Linked DNA regions of Homo sapiens: all the other regions are linked to region 1. Evidence: chromatin contacts called from ENCODE Hi-C or POLR2A ChIA-PET data. All regions are on one chromosome and are shown on one strand. Each heading gives the region's core, a stretch centred on a gene start or an enhancer-like site at or near the end of the contact. The rest is flanking DNA. Distances are from core to core; before and after follow the strand shown. Region 1 holds the start of RPS15A (ribosomal protein S15a). Region 2 holds the start of EARS2 (glutamyl-tRNA synthetase 2, mitochondrial). Region 3 overlaps SDR42E2 (short chain dehydrogenase/reductase family 42E, member 2). Region 4 holds the start of DCTN5 (dynactin subunit 5).

Evidence for each region. Hi-C counts contacts between places; a loop is a spot of excess contacts on that map. ChIA-PET counts read pairs that join two places held with the same protein, here RNA polymerase II (POLR2A). Pooled maps may share reads with other maps.
Region 2: a pooled map shows a loop between it and region 1 (24-fold over the local background). The contact joins the promoter of EARS2 here to the promoter of RPS15A in region 1. A Hi-C loop is called at or near these places in 1 of 168 maps with a recorded cell type or tissue (CD4-positive, alpha-beta T cell) and 9 of 50 pooled maps. POLR2A ChIA-PET finds 5 or more read pairs at or near these places in 1 of 52 experiments (Caco-2).
Region 3: a loop to region 1 is called in a pooled map, with 9 times the contacts of the local background. The contact joins the enhancer-like site here to the promoter of RPS15A in region 1. A Hi-C loop is called at or near these places in 4 of 50 pooled maps. POLR2A ChIA-PET finds 5 or more read pairs at or near these places in 2 of 52 experiments (CD4-positive, alpha-beta memory T cell and MCF 10A).
Region 4: a loop to region 1 is called in a pooled map, with 34 times the contacts of the local background. The contact joins the promoter of DCTN5 here to the promoter of RPS15A in region 1. A Hi-C loop is called at or near these places in 8 of 50 pooled maps. POLR2A ChIA-PET finds 5 or more read pairs at or near these places in 3 of 52 experiments (BJ, PC-9 and activated B cell).

Annotation. Positions count from the first base shown.
Region 1 is chr16:18,789,009-18,791,708 of GRCh38, forward strand. RPS15A (ribosomal protein S15a) reads right to left here and starts at 1,326. Exons shown (of 5, transcript NM_001019.5): 1 at 1,236-1,326; 2 at 1-110. The coding sequence starts at 105. It overlaps ARL6IP1 (ARL6 interacting reticulophagy regulator 1), which reads right to left. Exons shown (of 6, transcript NM_015161.3): 6 at 2,661-2,700. RefSeq lists enhancers at 279-996, 934-1,563.
Region 2 is chr16:23,555,919-23,558,618 of GRCh38, forward strand. It overlaps EARS2 (glutamyl-tRNA synthetase 2, mitochondrial), which reads right to left and starts at 1,432. Exons shown (of 9, transcript NM_001083614.2): 1 at 1,287-1,432. The coding sequence starts at 1,425. UBFD1 (ubiquitin family domain containing 1) reads left to right here and starts at 1,809. Exons shown (of 7, transcript NM_019116.3): 1 at 1,809-1,849; 2 at 2,032-2,361. The coding sequence starts at 1,825. RefSeq lists enhancers at 117-761, 1,122-1,401, 1,406-2,050, 1,592-1,791, 2,051-2,694 and silencers at 1,862-1,951, 2,052-2,231.
Region 3 is chr16:22,190,026-22,192,725 of GRCh38, forward strand. SDR42E2 (short chain dehydrogenase/reductase family 42E, member 2) reads left to right here. Exons shown (of 13, transcript NM_001394319.2): 13 at 114-1,726. The coding sequence ends at 368. Among named protein-coding and RNA genes, the nearest start is that of TRL-TAG3-1, 4.4 kb to the right of the region's middle. RefSeq lists silencers at 112-201, 292-341, 482-581 and enhancers at 287-786, 1,042-1,121, 1,622-1,681. Within about 2 kb of position 1,331, at least 41 of the 41 ENCODE cell types and tissues checked have a DNase peak (open chromatin) inside an H3K27ac peak, as active enhancers do.
Region 4 is chr16:23,640,216-23,642,915 of GRCh38, forward strand. It overlaps DCTN5 (dynactin subunit 5), which reads left to right and starts at 1,251. Exons shown (of 6, transcript NM_032486.4): 1 at 1,251-1,375. The coding sequence starts at 1,328. It overlaps PALB2 (partner and localizer of BRCA2), which reads right to left and starts at 1,095. Exons shown (of 13, transcript NM_024675.4): 1 at 895-1,095. The coding sequence starts at 942. RefSeq lists a silencer at 162-396 and an enhancer at 1,524-2,313.

The sequences.
Region 1 (2,700 bases), core at 76-2,575:
GACGATGACTTTGGAGCACGGCCTAATAAGCACCTGGCGTTTGCCTCTCTTTTCGGCATTGTTGATACTCTTGAGAGCATCTGCCAGGACATTCATGCGCACCATTGTGGCTGTTCAAGGAAGACAAAACAGGAGGTTTTACTGGCATTGCCAACATCAACAGACACCAACCATTACACTGCGGAAGTATCCTTTCCTTTCTGGCCCCACCTTGGCGAAGTTTTCTCAAGTCTAAGCAGGCTGCTTCTCCATTTCCCACCACCCAGGAAAATTCCTATTTACTACGGTTGTTGAAAACAGGTTATCGGGACGTCAGCCTGCACATTTTGAAACTCATTCATTCACTAACCACTCTTCTTCGAATCGTGCCACACACCAACGTCTGGAGATAATAAAATGTGGGACAAAATCCACTTGACACAAGACAACGTGAGAACTGGCAGAAACTGCCAGCTACCGGAAGGAAAACATCGGGTATAGTCGATCAGTGATTCAGAACAGAAGCAGAGTATCATCGGCAACATTTTCCAAATTGCTGAAAATCAGCAGATTCCATACTATTAACATTGTACTTTAAATCAGTTCACTCTCACCTACAATGAACACATCTAACTATTAAACATCCATCTTCGTGCCATTTAAAATTGCGTCCAACAGCAAGAGCCACAGTGGCAAACAGAAACATTTTACATGCTTGTCAGACTGGACTCTCTTCTAATGGGCAAGAACCGCACACTACACTGAAGTTTTGAAAGACCAAAGTGCCAATAGTAAAGAGTAGAACTTAAATTCCTTAAGTTCAAAAGTGTCTAAAGAAAAACTCTGCGGCCCAGAAGATCCAAGTTGGCACCCAGCAAACTGCCAACCCCGGCACGATGCAGCTTTTACCTGCTGGGTGGCCTCAGCCTCCCAAGCTCCCAGCGCGGCCGCAGCAGTGAGAAGCTGCACGGCCCACCAGCCCCGATGTTGCCCGCCGCCCGGGGCCAAGGCGCTGCCTCAGCACTAAAGGGAGATCCAGACGCTGCGGCCCGAACCGGAGCTACCGCCTAGCTGGGCAGTCGAAGGCTCCGGCTCCCGCCCGCGCTGCGGCCTGCACCCCACGGACCGGGATCCCCTGAGTGCACAGTCTGGGGCGCCCAGCCATGGCTCTCCTCTATGCCTGTCCAGGAACCGGCAAGGCCAGGATCCTCGGCCAAGGTGGGGACCAGCCTCCTCGCAGGACACCGAGACCGAACCTTAGATTGCAGGATGGCGCCGATGGCAGACGGATGAAATTGGAGCTCTCAGAGAGTGCTACTCACCGGCGCGGAAAGATGGCGGAAAGAGGACGGGAGGGGAGAGCGCACGGAGTTATGGGAAGCGGGAGAGCTATCGCGAGACTTTCAAAGGCCCGGCAAAAACAAGGACCGCCTAGGAGAAGGACGAGGGTGAGGGAAAGGCGGAGCCTCCTCAGGGGTTGGCAGTTGAGAGTCGATGGAATCGACCTCCCCCGGTGGGGCCTGGGAGAGGCAAGGTGAGCCGTTCGTTGGAGGTTCGTCTACATTTTTTTTTTTTTTTTGAGACAGTTTCGCTCTTGTAGCCCAGACTGGAGTGCAGTGGCGTGATCTCGGCTCACTGCAACCTGCGCCTCCCGGGTTCAAGTGATTCTCCTGCCTCAGCCTCCTGAGTAGCTGGAACTACAGAGATGCGCCACCACGCCCGGCTAATTTTTGTATTTTTAGTAGAGACGAGGTTTCCCCAAGTTGGCGAAGATGTTCTTGATCTCCTGACCTTGCGATCCGCCCGCCTCGGCCTCCGAAAGTGCTGGGATTACAGGCGGGAGCCACCGCGCGGGCCTTAATTTTTATTTTAGTTTACTTTTGATAAGGAGTCTCGCTCTGTCGCCCAGGCTGGAGTCCAGTGGCGCGATCTTGGCGCACTGCAGCCTCCGCCTCCCGGGTTCAAGCGGTTCTCCTGCCCCAGCCTCCAGAGTACCTGGGATTACAGGCGCCCGCCATCACACCCGGCTAATTTTTGTATTTTTAGTAGAGACGGGGTTTCACCATGTTGGCCAGGCTCGTCTCAAACCCCTGACATCAAGTGATCTGCCCACCTCGGCCTCCCAAAGTGTTGGGATTACAGGCGTGAGCCACCACACCCGGCTAAAAATTTTTTTTTAATTAAAAAGTTAAGTTCAGACAAAAGTCACCCAACAGTTGTTTACTGAGCACCCATGTACCAGACGCTAGCAAGGCCCTGGGGTACGAGGTGCCCACACAGGCACCATTTAGCCAGTTCTGTCCCTGCCGGTTCTTCCAGCTTCGTCCTCTCTCACACGTCAATGCCCCTGCTCATTCGTTGCATTTCCTCTTCCCTCTAGCATGGTACCTGGATATTTGCTAAATAAAACTTAAACCTTTTATTTTTGTTCTTTTTTAAAATTTTTCCTAGACAGGGTCCTGCTCTGTTGCCCAGGCTAGAGTGCAGGGGTACACTCAGCTCAATGCAACCTCAAACTCATGGACTCCAGTGAACCTCCTGCCCAGGTCTCCCAAAGTGGTGGGATTACAGGTAGGGTACCTTATAGACATCTAAGGACCACACAGGGTACTTCATTAATCAGATTCATAAATCCAATCATAAATATTATATTGGCTAAGTTATAAAGAAAGTGAGACATGAAGATTCCAGCTTTTTTTATTTTTTCCCCTTTTACACAAA
Region 2 (2,700 bases), core at 182-2,681, 4.8 Mb after region 1:
TGATTTTACCTCTGCTAACCCAAATAAAATGAGATTGGTTTGTATTTTGGATGTTTTCAAAATTTTATTTTTCTGGTCATTATATTAATTTTGTGCAAATATTGATACACAATTGATTGGAAATTTAAAACCAGCACTTCCACAACAGATGGTTTGAAAGGCACTGCTCTAGGCTATACTGCCTGCCAGAAAGATCCTGTCATGTATAGCTGGGATTTTACTACAAAGATCTTTGTATGTTCATCCTGGGATTTGGGATGAGAGGCATACTCCGTGTAGAGAACGTAGAAGGTAGCCTTACTGGTGGGAACCAAAAGGCCCTGACGAGATCTCCAACAGGCTATACAATGGGCCTCTGTCACCCTCTAGCTTGCTAAGCTCCCAACAGCACTAGCACAGTGCCTTGGTACCTGCGATTTCCTCTACCCAGAAGGTTCCTTCTTTTTTGTTTTTGAGACACAGTTTCGCTCTTGTTGCCCAGGCTGGAGTGCAATGGCGCGATCTTGGCTCACCGCAATCTCCACCTCCTGCGTTCAAGCGATTCTCCTGCCTCAGCCTCCCAAGTAGCTGGGATTACAGGCATGCGCCACCATGCCCAGATAATTTTGTATTTTTAGTAGAGACAGGGCTTCACCATGTTGGTCAGACGGCTCTCAAGTGATCCACTTGACCTCAAGTGATGCACCCACCTCTGCCTCCCAAAGTGCTGGGATTACAAGCGTGAGCCACCGCGCCTGGCCTCCAGAAGGTTCCTTCTATAGGCTTCACATAGCGTGCTCCTTCTTGTCATTTGGATCTCAGCTCAAATGTTACCTGCTCAGTAAAGCCTTCTGGAGCGTCCTTCTTAATCCCCAGTCTCCTATCCTGTTTCACTTCCCGCATGGCACATGTGACTCTAAAATTACACTTATTTTTTATAAGTGTCTGCGGCAGCCACTAGAATGCAGACTTCCACAGAGCAAGGCCCCTACCTTTCTCAATGATCACTGTATCCCAGCGTCTACAACACCTGTTACACAGGTTGTCATCAATGCACATGTATGGAATGCATGAAAAAAAGATCGAAAGAGATGGGATGGCACAAAAAACACAAGAAACTCCTGGCAATTTGAATTATTTCCGCTCCTGCACCTCAGTTTCCGCCTCTGTAAAATGGGCTCGCGCTGCCTTAACCCTCCTCCGCCCGCCCACTCTGACACCACCGGAAAGGATTCATTCGGGAACATTCGTGGGGCGGAGACGGGACAGGGGGCCTCGGCCTGTAGCGTCACGTCCGCCAGGGTTACCTGTGGGGCTGGGAGCGAACCGCACTCGCACCGCAACCCCGGCATCAGTGCCCAGGTTGGCCTCGCGCCGTCCTACGGGGCGGCCAGAGGCCGCCGAAGGCCTCTCGCGCTGCAGCAGTCTCCTCAGGAGCGCCGCCATGTGGGATGGAATAGCACACGTGGGCTTCTCCCTGCGTCACTTCCGGGGACTGCTTCCAGCCAATCGGCCTCCGCCACAGCCAGCGCAGCCTTGCCCCTTAAAGTCACAGGCCCCCTAGCGCGAAATCCCACGCCCCCCTGGACGGCTGCGGCCGCACTCGCCACCAGGGGGCAGAGGCCAGAGAAAGGGCTATTTCCCGGACCCGCCCCCTTCAGCTTGGGAAAGCGAAAGCGTGGCAGGGGCCGGACCTGGGAGCGGAGGAGGCGGGTCTCCATAGAAACCTCCACCTGTTTCCGGCCGGGCTGTGAGAGATTAGGGGCTGCTGCGGGGGCCAATCTCAGCCAGCTCGCCTCTTCCCAGCGGCCTCTGCGGGAGCGGTGGGTGTTGTACACAATCATCATGGCGGCGGCCGGGGCCCCGGATGGTGAGTGCGGCGGGGGTGGCGGGCGCCGGGCCGGGGCTGAGGTTGCGGTCGCTCCTCTGGGGGATGCGGCCCGGCCCGGGAGGGAGAACCGCGGCTCGGGAACGGAGGTCCGGCGGCGCCCGGACAGCGTCCGTTCCCAAGCCCAGCCCGCGGCGAGCGCCCACCCCCTAACCCCCTTGCAGGCATGGAGGAACCTGGCATGGACACGGAGGCCGAGACTGTGGCTACTGAGGCTCCCGCGCGGCCCGTCAACTGCCTGGAGGCTGAAGCCGCGGCGGGGGCGGCGGCCGAGGACTCCGGCGCCGCACGAGGCAGCCTGCAGCCGGCCCCGGCCCAGCCCCCTGGGGACCCCGCAGCCCAGGCCTCGGTCAGCAACGGCGAAGACGCGGGCGGCGGCGCGGGCAGGGAGCTGGTGGACTTGAAGATCATCTGGAATAAGACCAAGCATGACGTGAAGTTCCCCCTGGACAGCACAGGCTCCGAGCTGAAACAGAAGATCCACTCGATTACAGGTAATTCCTGTGGCGCTGACAGCCAGTCTTCCCCACCCCGCCTCCTGATGGCCCTTGCACCCTACTAGGCACCTGGTGGCTTTCCTTGCATCAGGTCCCCCCATCCTTACAGCAGTCTTCTGAAGGATACTTGGATGCCCATTACTCAGCTGGGGAAAGAGACTCAAGTTTATAGAGCTAGTAAGTTGCAGAGCTGGGATTAAAGCCGAAGTCTGACGTTTAGGCCCCAGTTTCTCATTGATGTTGCTCTAACATCTCTAATTAAAAAATCACCTAAGGCGCTTGTTTTACAGCTTCTGGGCCCTTTCCCAGGAGATTCTGATTCAGTGGGTCTGGGAT
Region 3 (2,700 bases), core at 81-2,580, 3.4 Mb after region 1:
TATGTAATGGAGGGGAAATCCCTGCCCTCTCTTTTCCCTTTCCGTAAACAACGAAGTAGAGGATGTCCTCCTCCCACGAGGCCCGCCCTCGGATGCCCCGCCTGTCCCCGCAGGTGCGCAGCGTGGCCGTGACGCACACCTTCCAGATAGCCAAGGCCCGCGCCCAGCTCGGCTACGCGCCGGATAAGTTTAGGTTCGCCGACGCCGTGGAGCTATACGTGCAGTCCACGACCCGGCGGCCCCGCGGCTCCACGGCGCGGACCCTCCTGCGCCTGCTGCTCAGGCTGCTGCTGTTCCTCGGCTTGCTCGCCCTGGCCCTGCACTTCCTAGGCCTGCAGCCTCTGCACGCCGCCGTGGAGCGCCTGTGACCGTCCGCCGTCCGCCGCCCGCTAGGGTCGGCCCCGCTGCACCCTCGCCCACGCCCGGCTCCCTGGGCTTGTACCAGCCCCTGCCCCGCCTTCTGGGTTTGAGCGCGCCTCCGCTCCGCCCCTTGAATCCTGGTCACGCCCCCGAGCCGCTCTCCAGACCTAGCCCGGACCGCCGACTTCTGGCCACGCCCCTATCTACTCCCAGACCTTGCCTTGCGCCCTTCCTGTGTTTTGGCCCCGCCCCTGTCCTGTCCCGCCCCGCCCTCCGAAGTGGGCACGCTCCTGCTCCGCCCCCTGAATCCTGGCCACGTCCCTGGTCGGCCCAGACGCGTAGCCCCGAGTCTCTTTCCATGTTTTGACCACGCCCTTGACCCGCCCTTCAAATTGGGCACGCCTTCTTCCCCGCTCACTGATTTCCTGGCCTAGCCCCTGAGCAGACCTCCAGACCTAGCCCCGCCCCCGTTTTATAACCCCGCCCCTGCTTCACGGCTTGGGCACGCCTCTTCCCCGCCCCCTGACTTCAGAGCCTAGTCCTGAGCCGCTCTCCAGGCCTAACCCCGCCTTCATGTCATAGCCACGCCCCTTCCCGCCCTTCCATGTTTGGGCACGCCTTCTGAGTCCTGGTCACGCCTCTGTCCCGCCCCCTGAATCTTTCCTACGTCCATGACCCTCCCTCCAGGCCCTGGCCCTGCCCCTTTTTTCCTCCCTCCGGCCTGTCCGGTTTCTGATATGGGCCAAGGCTCACAGCTTCCTCCGCCTTCTGGACCTTCTCCTAGTCCCTGCCCAGTCCCGGCCCACCCCCAGATTCTCCCTCATTCTGGTTTCGCCCCCTTTCTGGTCCTCCCCGCGCGCTTGAGCCCACCCTTTGGCTTCTCCTTTTGGGTCTGTCCTTGCTCCTGCCTCTGGACCCGGTCCCGCCCTTCTCGCGTGTAATTGAGTCCTGGCCCCGCCCCCTCCCTCTCTGGCTTCACCCCTTTCCAGCTCCGCCTCCCGGGTAGGTTCTCCCCGGAACCAGGCTGCCGCGTCGCTATGGGCTAACGCAGGCTCGGGTGACGTTGGTATGAGTTTGCGCCGTCGGCTGCTGCTCTGTCTGGTAACATTGCATTCGATCCACCCCGACCCAATGTTCTGGGCTTCTCATTCACACAGATCTGTGTGTTGACAGCCAGGGTTTGGGGAAAAACCGAGACTCAAGCTTCTGCCGAGCCCGACTTGGCCTTTTTGGGTTCCTGTCTGAGGATGACAGCATAGTAAGCACAGGTTTTAGTACCAGAAAGAGCATGAAAAATTTAAAAAAAAAAACTCTTAAAATAATTGGATGTCTCGATGAAGTACCAATAAAGCTATAATGGGAAAAATAGAGTTTAGTTGGTTATATTTTATGATTTAGTACTGTTTCTATTTATTAATTAGAGGTAGTGGTAATCACCATAATCTTTAAAGTTTAAGGTCACGAAACTTCTTTATCTAGCCCTGCTCTCCACAGAAACTTCGCCTCCTATCATCTTGGTATCAGTTATCAGTTGTAAGTACCAAGACATCAGTGTGTAAATACAACCATGTATAGATCATAATATGCACACGTGGGACTGGCAGAGAAGAAAAGCACCACAAGCCTGAGGTGGATGGGATCGAAAGGGCTCATCAGAACCAACATGGCCACCGCAGTGTGTGTCCCACTCTGCTGAACAAGGTGAGCAGTTTGGGAAGGAGCTAAAAAAAAATGTATGCTCCTCTCTGCTAGGCTGAATTTTATGTGTGTATATAATTTTTGAAAGAATAATAATCCTATGTCTGTTTAATGCTTGACAGTGTAAAAGAGCTTTCATCTATGTGATCTTATTTAATTCTTACAGCTACTCTTAAATAGGGTTTATTACTCTCCTTTTATAGATGACGAAAACTGGGGCTTTGTCTCATTCCAAAGAGCAGAGGAGGGTGGGGGTTTCTGCTCTACAGCTGGGGGAATTTGGAGGAGCACCGCCTAAGCCGCCACTGGCCTAAACACAACACGTGGTAACTTCTACTCTTCTACACTCTGGCCATGCCAAGGCTTGCGGTTGAACTCTGGTCTCGTTCTCTCAGAGCCGCAAACCTCGGACCATTTGAAGCTGGCGGTCCTGGGGCTTCCTTTCCTCTCGATAACATGTTTACATCCAAACTCACTTCCTTCCTCTCTTTCTTCTCCCTGCTAATCCTGGGAAATCTGTTCTTCGAGCAGGAAAAACAATCTCACACTGCTCACGTTATTTTCTAGATCTTTTGACTAGTGCCAAACCTACTTTTGAAAATCCAAAAGCCAAGAATCAATTTATTTGTTTTCTGGATTTCT
Region 4 (2,700 bases), core at 1-2,500, 4.9 Mb after region 1:
GGATTATCTTGTTTACTTATAAATGATCTTTCTCACCTCCACCAGAAGGTAAGCCAGGATAAGAATAACATCAGCACAAGCTGGAAACATCCTAAAAGTCTATCAGTAAAGTACAGTCTAAAGAAGCAAGGGCACTTCCAAGGCCAGGTGCAGTGGCGGGTTCGTGTAATCCCAGCTACTCGGGAGGCTGAGGCAGGAGAGTCGCTTGATCCCAGGAAGCGGAGGTTGCAGTGAGCCGAGATCGCGCCACTGCACCCCAGCATGGGTGGCAGAGTGAGACTCTGTCTCAAAAAAGAAGAAAAACAGAAAAGGAAGAAAAAAGAAACAAAACGAGGGCACTTCCAAACTACAACATACTGTCTAGAACTTAAAAAAGAAAGCAAGGTAGATAAACATGTCCTGACAGGAAAGCTAAACGGAACCTGCAGAACCATTCAGATCATACCATTTATGAACATTCCCTTCTCCAAAAAATATACATAGGATTCCTTTTTGGTGGTTAGGGATACGCCCCTCCTCCACCACCCACATTAACACACGAAAGGACCTGGAAGTACCAGACTTAAAAGATTTACTTGAGGCCGTCCGGGGGGAGAAGTAAAGATTGAGGGTGTGGGAGGGGGGAGGAGCAAGGGTGTCGATACAGCTTTATCTACAAACTGTTACACATTGTATTAATGCGCTGCTACTGTAATGAAATTTGTTCTTTAAACGCCACCACGTGAGCACCACGCTATTTCCACATTTTCATTTTCTGTGCCCCCTCAGCCCTAAGAGGAGGGGGTGGTCAGATGATACTGCTGCCCTCGGACTGCCGAGGACACAAAGCCAGGCCTAAAACCCTGGGAAAGCGGGGTCAGAGTCCTGCGTCCGCCCTTCCCGCACCCCCGGCACCTTTTCCTTCTCCTCACAGCTGAGGGGCTTCCCGGGAGGCTCGTCCATCGGGCAGGCGACAGAACGAAAAGAGCAGCCGTCGCCGACCCCAGGCCTGCCGACACCGGGACCCAGTTGGCCCTGGGCCGGGGAGGCGCCCCAGGAAGGAATGGGGAGCCCGGGATCGCACCCTCAGTGCGCGATCAGCTGACCCACGCGGGCCAAGCGCGCCCTAAACTCCGGCCAATTAAATCCACCATTCGGCCTGCGCACGCGCAGCCGTAGACGGCCGAGCAGTGGAGCGAGGCCGCCTAAAGGAGAGCCGCGCTGTCGATGAGTCCCAGTGGGCCACCTGGAGCGGAAGTGGAGGAGCGGCCGGAAGTAGCCGGAATCTCTGAAAGACTGACCGACTGACTCTGACAGGATCCGGGGCTGAGGGAAGGAGGCGGCGGCCATGGAGTTGGGCGAGCTGCTCTACAACAAGTCTGAGTACATCGAGACGGTGCGCGGGTCCAGATATGTATCCTCCTCTTTCCAACCCTGCGTCCCTTTGAGGCCTGGTCGGCGTTCCCAACCTGCCCCTACCCCACCAACCCCTGTCCCTTTGGCCATTAGTCCCGGATTATCTAGCGATGCCCCGTGTACCGTCTGGCTTTGCTGTTTACTCCGCGCTTGGCCAGTTGAGGCCTTTTGTATTTATTCCTGATTTTCTCATAGGGGTAAAGTGCCTTCGGGAGGATAGGACAAGTCCCATCCTGTTCATACGAATTACAGCTCGGACTTCGGGCCCTTTTACACTGCCTTTTGTATCTGTTAACTTGCGCTAAAAACGATTCGGTTCTTTTTTTTTGAGGAAGGGGGTTGGGGGGCGGAGACTCTGTCGCCCAGTCCTGAGGGCCGCGGCGCGATCTCTGCTCACTGCAACCTCCGCCTCCCGGGTTCAAGCGATTCTCCTGCCTCAGCGTCTCGAGTAGCTGGGATTACAGGCGCCCGCCACCACGCCCGGCTAATTTTTGTATTTTTTGGTAGAGACGGGGTTTCACCGTGTTGGCCAGGCAGGTCCCTAACTCTTGACCTCAGGTGATCGACCCGCCTCGGCCTCCCAAAGTGCTGGCATTACAGGCGTGAGCCACCGCACCCTGCCGATTTGGTTCTTTATGATCAGTACATGATATGTTTGTAAAATCTTGGAAACAGGGCAAGTGGTCAATTAACGTTACTATCGTTATTTTGGTTTTCTTTGCTTTCTCACAACTCTGATACTCATAGTCATTATCCTCGTTTTAAGGCCGTAAAGCCCACGCGTGGAAGTGGGATTTGAATCCGCGTCTGTCTGATGCCACCAAGCTATAGACATTCAAATTATGAGTTTATTCCTTGAGTCCCTAGTTTCCTTTGTGTTTTTATTTTTTGAGACAGGTTCTCACTCTGTTGCCCAGGCTGGAGTGCAGTGGCACAATCACAGCTCATTGCAGCCTCGGCCTTCCAGGCTCAAGCGATCCTCTAGCCTCAGCCTTCTGAGGAGCTGGGACTACAGACACGCGCCACCATGCCCGGCTAATTAAAAAATTTTTTTTTTGTTGAGAAGGGGTCTCACTATGTTGCCTAGGCTGGTCTTGAGCTCCTGTCCTCAAGGGATCCGTCTGCCTCAGCCTCTCAAAGTGCTGAGATTACAGGCATGAGCCACCATACTCAGCCATAGTTTCCTAATCCATCATTGCTTTTTTGATATCCTGGACTCACTCCATTGTGGACAGCACCCCACTTTATGTTTTTTTCTCTCAAATGGGAGCTTTCTTGATGGAAACCTGTAGTCCAGAAACCTAT